2 separate regions of the Homo sapiens genome follow, and region 1 is linked to region 2. The links are chromatin contacts, found by Hi-C or POLR2A ChIA-PET in ENCODE. All regions are on one chromosome and are shown on one strand. Each heading gives the region's core, a stretch centred on a gene start or an enhancer-like site at or near the end of the contact. The rest is flanking DNA. Distances are from core to core; before and after follow the strand shown. Region 1 has its middle 13 kb from the start of CHASERR. Region 2 has its middle 62 kb from the start of CHASERR.

Region 1 (2,700 bases), core at 106-2,605, 49 kb before region 2:
TCAAAAAGTACAAAAGGATATATAATGAAAAGCCTCTCATCTCTCTTTCCATCCATCCAGTACCCCTCCCTGAGAGCAGTTAATGTAGCTAGTTTTCAAAGTATCTTTCCTAAGATATTCCAGATTTTATTATAAGGCACATGCTACTGAGATAAACTAGAATGGGGTTGTATTTTATCTGTTGGCTCAAAGACTTCAGGATCAAGAGCATGTTCAACATCAGACAAATGGTCCTGTACAATCTTTGTGAAGCCACACTATCAGGCTATCAGGTGGAAGCCCCACCCCACTGCCACACCCTGCTGAAAATGCCACCGACGATCTCAAATATTTCTCTCCTCTTTGACCTTTCTCTTGCACCTAACAGTAACCTCTCACCTCTTGTAGCTCTCAGTACCTGGTCCTTCCTGACACCGCATGGTCCCAGCTTTCCTCTGACACCTTTAGCCCTTTCTTTTCCATTCATCTTCCTGTTTGCCTTCTGGTTTCCCTCTGACTCTCTACATGAAGACGGTTCCCAGGCGCTGTCCTTGAAGGGCTCCCTAAAAAAGTCTTACCGGTTTGCAACTAGCTGCGTGCACTAAGGCCTCTTTTAAGTGTTAAGTTGGTGTTTTGCCAGCTTAATGCATCACCTACTCTGGCCTCAGCCAGACTGTTACTGTCCTGTCAGCCTGTCTGGCACACGACTGCCCCCCACATTTGCACAGCCCTCCCCACAGCCCTCAAATGTGCACTGCTCACATCTCCGGCTCTGTGCCCATCCCACAGGGCCAGTTCATGCAAACTGTTTGGATTTCTCTCTTCCAAAGTGATTACTTTCCCTCCTTAGGATTTCTACCAGTTAACGCCTATGCTATTTCTAAGAAGTTGGTTTTTATCATAAATTATTATCTATTTGAGTACAAGGACTGTATCTCCCTAAGTAGACTCAACCTAGCTTTACTGGAGGTAGAAACCTTGGCTTAGATTTATTTTGTTTACTAATGCACAGCTGTAGATGCTCAAATAACTGAGGGAATGTTTGCTGTATCAAAATTACCCAACAGGACATTAAAATACCCAATTGTACATCAAATTCCATTAAGTAGATTAGGAGAACTTGATATTGAATGGGCTTTAACAAGGTTTCACCAAAGTAAATCACCACAATTTAAGGTAGCTTTTATGTAAATATAGGCTTCCATTTATGAGAGCTCCTAAAAAGCAGGATACACCCTGTATGTCAGTGATGAAAAAGTAGATTTTGCCGTTGGCACTCTGATAGAATCTCTGGAATGCTGGCATGTTATGCAATAGCCCCTAACCAGCCAACCAGAAGTATCTCAATCCTGAGAACTCTTTGGTACTTTACTTGGGCTCTTACTATTTTCAGTTTGCAGTACAGTGATTCATTTACAAGTGCCTTCTCCTTACTAGGTGTAGGCACTAGGAAGACAGACAGTGGTAGCAACAAGCCAAGCGCAAGGACCTTGGCACCATCAGCTTTGAGATCCAAACCTGACTCGGCCATTCCCTGGCTGTCTGACCCCAGCCTGTTCTGACCCCATCAAAATACATGACTAGATGGCCACACGTGGTGGCGTGCCCCTGTAGTCCCAACTACATGGGAAGCTGAGGTGGAGGATCACTTGAACCCAGCAGTTCAAGGCTGTGGTGCACTATGATAGTACCTGGGCAATACAATGAGACCCATCCCTACAAAAAAAACATTTAAAAATTAGCCAGGTGTAGAGGCACGTGCCTGTAGTCCCAGCACTGCCGGGCTGAGTTGGGAGGATCGCCTGAGCCCAAGAATTCGAAGGTGCAGTGAGCTATGATCATGCCACTTCACTCCAGCCTGAGTGACAGAGCGAGACCCCATCTCTTTTAAAAAATAAAATAAAATAAAGATTATATAGAAAGCTCCACATTGTCCAATCTGTTTGTACACCATTGTCAACCATCAAAAACCCACTTGGCAGCAAATGAGATGGACTGCCTGGCCTGGGAACTACAGGCCAATTGAAAAAGACTGTTCCTGTTGCAAAATATTGCAGGGTCACGGCCGGGCGCGGTGGCTCATGCTTGTAATCCCAGCACTTTGGGAGGCCGAGGCGGGCAGATCACGAGGTCAGAAGATCGAGACCACGGTGAAACCCCGTCTCTACTAAAAATACAAAAAAATTAGCCGGGCGTGGTGTCGAGCGCCTGTAAGTCCCAGCTACTCGGAGAGGCTGAGGCAGGAGAATGGCGTGAACTCGGGAGGCGGAGCTTGCAGTGAGCCGAGACTGCGCCACTGCACTCCAGCCTGGGTGACGGAGCGAGACTCTGTCTCAAAAAAAAAAAAAAAAAAAAAAAATTGCAGGGTCACAAAACAAGCAAGCCATGGGTCTTTAATTTTAAATATTTGGCTGTGCACTGTGGCTCACACCTGTAATCTCAGCACTTTGGGAGGCCAAGGCGGGCGGATCACTTGGGTCCAGGTGTTCGAGATCAGCCTGGCCAACATGGCGAAACCCCATCTCTACTAAAAATACAAAAACTTATCCCAGCCTGGTGGTGTGCACCTGTGGTTCCAGCTATTCATGGAGATCTGAGGCAGGAGGATCACTTGAGCCCAGGAGGTCAAGGCTGCTGTGAGCCCTGATTGCGCCACGGTGCTGCACCCTGGACGACAGAGTGAGACCCTGTCTCAAAAAATATAAGTAAGGCCGGGCGCAG
Region 2 (2,700 bases), core at 32-2,531:
TTCCACCATACACGACTAGCTGTGGCACCTCAGGCAATTACTTAACCTTCCAGAGCCTTAGTTTCTCTATCTGTAAAATGGGGAATAAAATGGAGGTACCTATCTTAATGGCAGTGCTCGGCAGAATAAATGTTAATTAGTATCTTTTTGATGTGAATTAGTATTACTTAGCAACTTTATTTGAAGGTTTGTTACAGGCAGAGCCACTTTCGGGATACAAAGATGGATAAGAAACAAAGTTCCTATCCCCAAGGAATTTATAATCTAATAATAATTATAGTGGTGCCATAAGATCAGATCTAGGTGTAAGTTTTTTTTTTTTTTTTTCCCCCGAGACAGAGTCTGGCTCTTGTTGCCCAGGCTGGAGTGCAATGGCGCGATCTCGGCTCACTGCAACCTCAGCCTCCCGGGCTCAAGCGATTCTTCTGTCTCAGCCTCCCGAGTAGCTGGGCCCGGCCGTAAACTAATATTTCAAGAAAAAGAAAAATAGGGCCGGGCGCGGTGGCTCACGCCTGTAATCCCAGCACTTTGGGAGACCGAGGCAGGCGGATCGCCTGAGGTCAGGAGTTGGAGACCAGCCTGGCCGACATGGTGAAACCCTGTCTCTGGTAAACATACAAAAAAATTAGCCAGGTATGGTGGCGGGGGCCTATAATCCCAGCTACTTGGGAGGCTGAGTCAGGAGAATCCCTTGAACCCGGGAGGCGGAGGTTGCAGTAAGCCCAGATCGGGCCACTGCACTCCAGCCTGGGCGACACAGCGAGACTCTGTCTCAAAAAACAAACAAAAAAAAGAAAAATCAACAAGTATTTTTAAAAGGGGAGTGGACATGGCCCGGGGCATCATTACCCAAACTGAACTACACGTAATTATATGGTTCTATAGTTAACCGTCATCGCCCAGACTTCTTCCTGAGCTAGTTTAACAAGAAAAGCCAGAATTCTTATCAAAAGCAACAACGAATGCAAAAGCCCTGCCACAGAAAGGCTGAGACCATGGCTTACACACCTGGTGGCACTCCCTTGATTTTTCTCATCCAGACAACATAACTGAACGGATTTTTGTAAGGTTGTAACAGTAAATAAATATTGACATTGAACAGGCTGAAAGCCAGCCATATAACTCTTGCTTTCCGCTAAGCTCAACAGTGTGCAACTGGCTTTGTTCCTGGCGCACTAAAACAGGATTCGGAGGCCATCTTGGAAACAAAAGGGCCCTGGGCGCCGGGGGTGGAGGAGGCGGTATCCTGGCAACGGAGGCGCGCGCCCTGCCGCGCAGCCGCATTTTGCCGCGCCCAGCATCCCGCCGCGTCGGCGGGGCGGTGGAAAATTACCGCAGATTCCTCTTAAAGGCGCCCTGACATTTCCTGCCTGAAACCTGTGCGCTGGTCGGCCTGGGTTGCGGCTCCTGGGAAGCCAAAACGTGAAATGGGGTTTCCATCCTGTCTTCCTAGAGGAAATAAAATTCAGGTCGAAGACAGTTCCCAGGGTAGCAGTAGTCTCTAACTGGGCAAATAGTGTCGGAGAATAGGCTTCCTCAAATTAAGGGAAAAAAAAAAGAAAAAACCCCAAACCAAACCAAACTAAAATAAACCCTAAAATATTGACTCGGGCAAAAGAGAGCTACTCAACACGGGAACGGAACAAAAGAAACAACTTCACAAAGTCACACTGACTGTGTAACAGGTTTAAAAAATGAATGGGTCCTGAAGCAACGATAACTCATTTTTGACAAATGGATGGACAAATTATAGCTTACCAGGAATGACCAGAAAAAAGAATTAACTTATTTGAGAAGCTAAGCATGATCAGAAAACGTATCATCTCTTTGTAGATCAGTTCTTAACAGTAGAATAAGTAATCCCTCTTCCTTTGTCCTCAAATTACTTTCGTTCAGGTTAGTCACTTCTGTGATTTACAAGTTAAGCGGTAGTTTATTGCTGTCTTGCTTTTCTGACAGAAGAAATAAATAACAATGCCCCGGGTTTTTGCAACGTAAACATCCAGGATATATCCTACGGGAGTCCATGGCTCTGAAATTAATCTCCTTACCAAGCAAAATTTACTGGGAGCCCTCCTTGAAATAACTGAATAAAAAAGAAATATTGGTCTCCCGGAAGTAGAGCTCTTGACACATTAAATATCTCTTCAGTCCATTTCCAAAGATGAAAGATACAGCCCTTCGCTGGGTGCCTTCTCTGATGGTTTGCTCGGTGGTAGATGTCTGTTTGCTGTAATCTGCTGTCAGGCATACCCGTCCACTCCTCCTGAACCCTGCTCTGATGGCAGGCATGACTGTGGCCATCAGGATGGCTTCTCATGAAATATAGAGGACAGAGATGTTCCAGTCTTATCATGGCCTTGGCAAATTGATTTTTCGTTCCCGGATTGAGCCATTTTCCCCATGCTTCTCAGCCATATTCAGCCACATTTATTGCACCTCCACCCCAACCCCCTTTTAACATATCCCTTTTTTCCCTAACGTAAATGCTCCGAAATTCCAGTCACCACTTCTTAGTAATTTCTGACGGACGTTTCATGTTTTTCAGAATGCGGAGCTGTGATATTTGAGTACTAAACAAATGTTTTGCATGAGTTTAGACACCTAGGGACAGTGTTAGCCGGTAATTTTCAAGTTTGGATGTTGAAGGGATGGCGACTTATCACAGGGAAAATTAATTACGTGCAATGAAAAGGTTGT

The links. Hi-C counts contacts between places; a loop is a spot of excess contacts on that map. ChIA-PET counts read pairs that join two places held with the same protein, here RNA polymerase II (POLR2A). Pooled maps may share reads with other maps.
Region 1: a map of adrenal gland shows a loop between it and region 2 (2.4-fold over the local background). The contact joins two enhancer-like sites. A Hi-C loop is called at or near these places in 16 of 168 maps with a recorded cell type or tissue (Caco-2, PC-9, adrenal gland and 10 more) and 7 of 50 pooled maps. POLR2A ChIA-PET finds 5 or more read pairs at or near these places in 42 of 52 experiments (A549, A673, AG04450 and 31 more).

Annotation. Positions count from the first base shown.
Region 1 is chr15:92,868,079-92,870,778 of GRCh38, reverse strand. No RefSeq gene overlaps it. Among named protein-coding and RNA genes, the nearest start is that of CHASERR, 13 kb to the left of the region's middle. Within about 2 kb of position 1,355, at least 9 of the 41 ENCODE cell types and tissues checked have a DNase peak (open chromatin) inside an H3K27ac peak, as active enhancers do; they include PC-9, where a contact is called at or near this core.
Region 2 is chr15:92,819,057-92,821,756 of GRCh38, reverse strand. No RefSeq gene overlaps it. Among named protein-coding and RNA genes, the nearest start is that of CHASERR, 62 kb to the left of the region's middle. RefSeq lists a cis regulatory region at 1,253-1,268, a silencer at 1,237-1,296 and enhancers at 1,189-1,333, 697-1,362, 1,184-1,478, 976-1,523. Within about 2 kb of position 1,281, at least 41 of the 41 ENCODE cell types and tissues checked have a DNase peak (open chromatin) inside an H3K27ac peak, as active enhancers do; they include PC-9, where a contact is called at or near this core.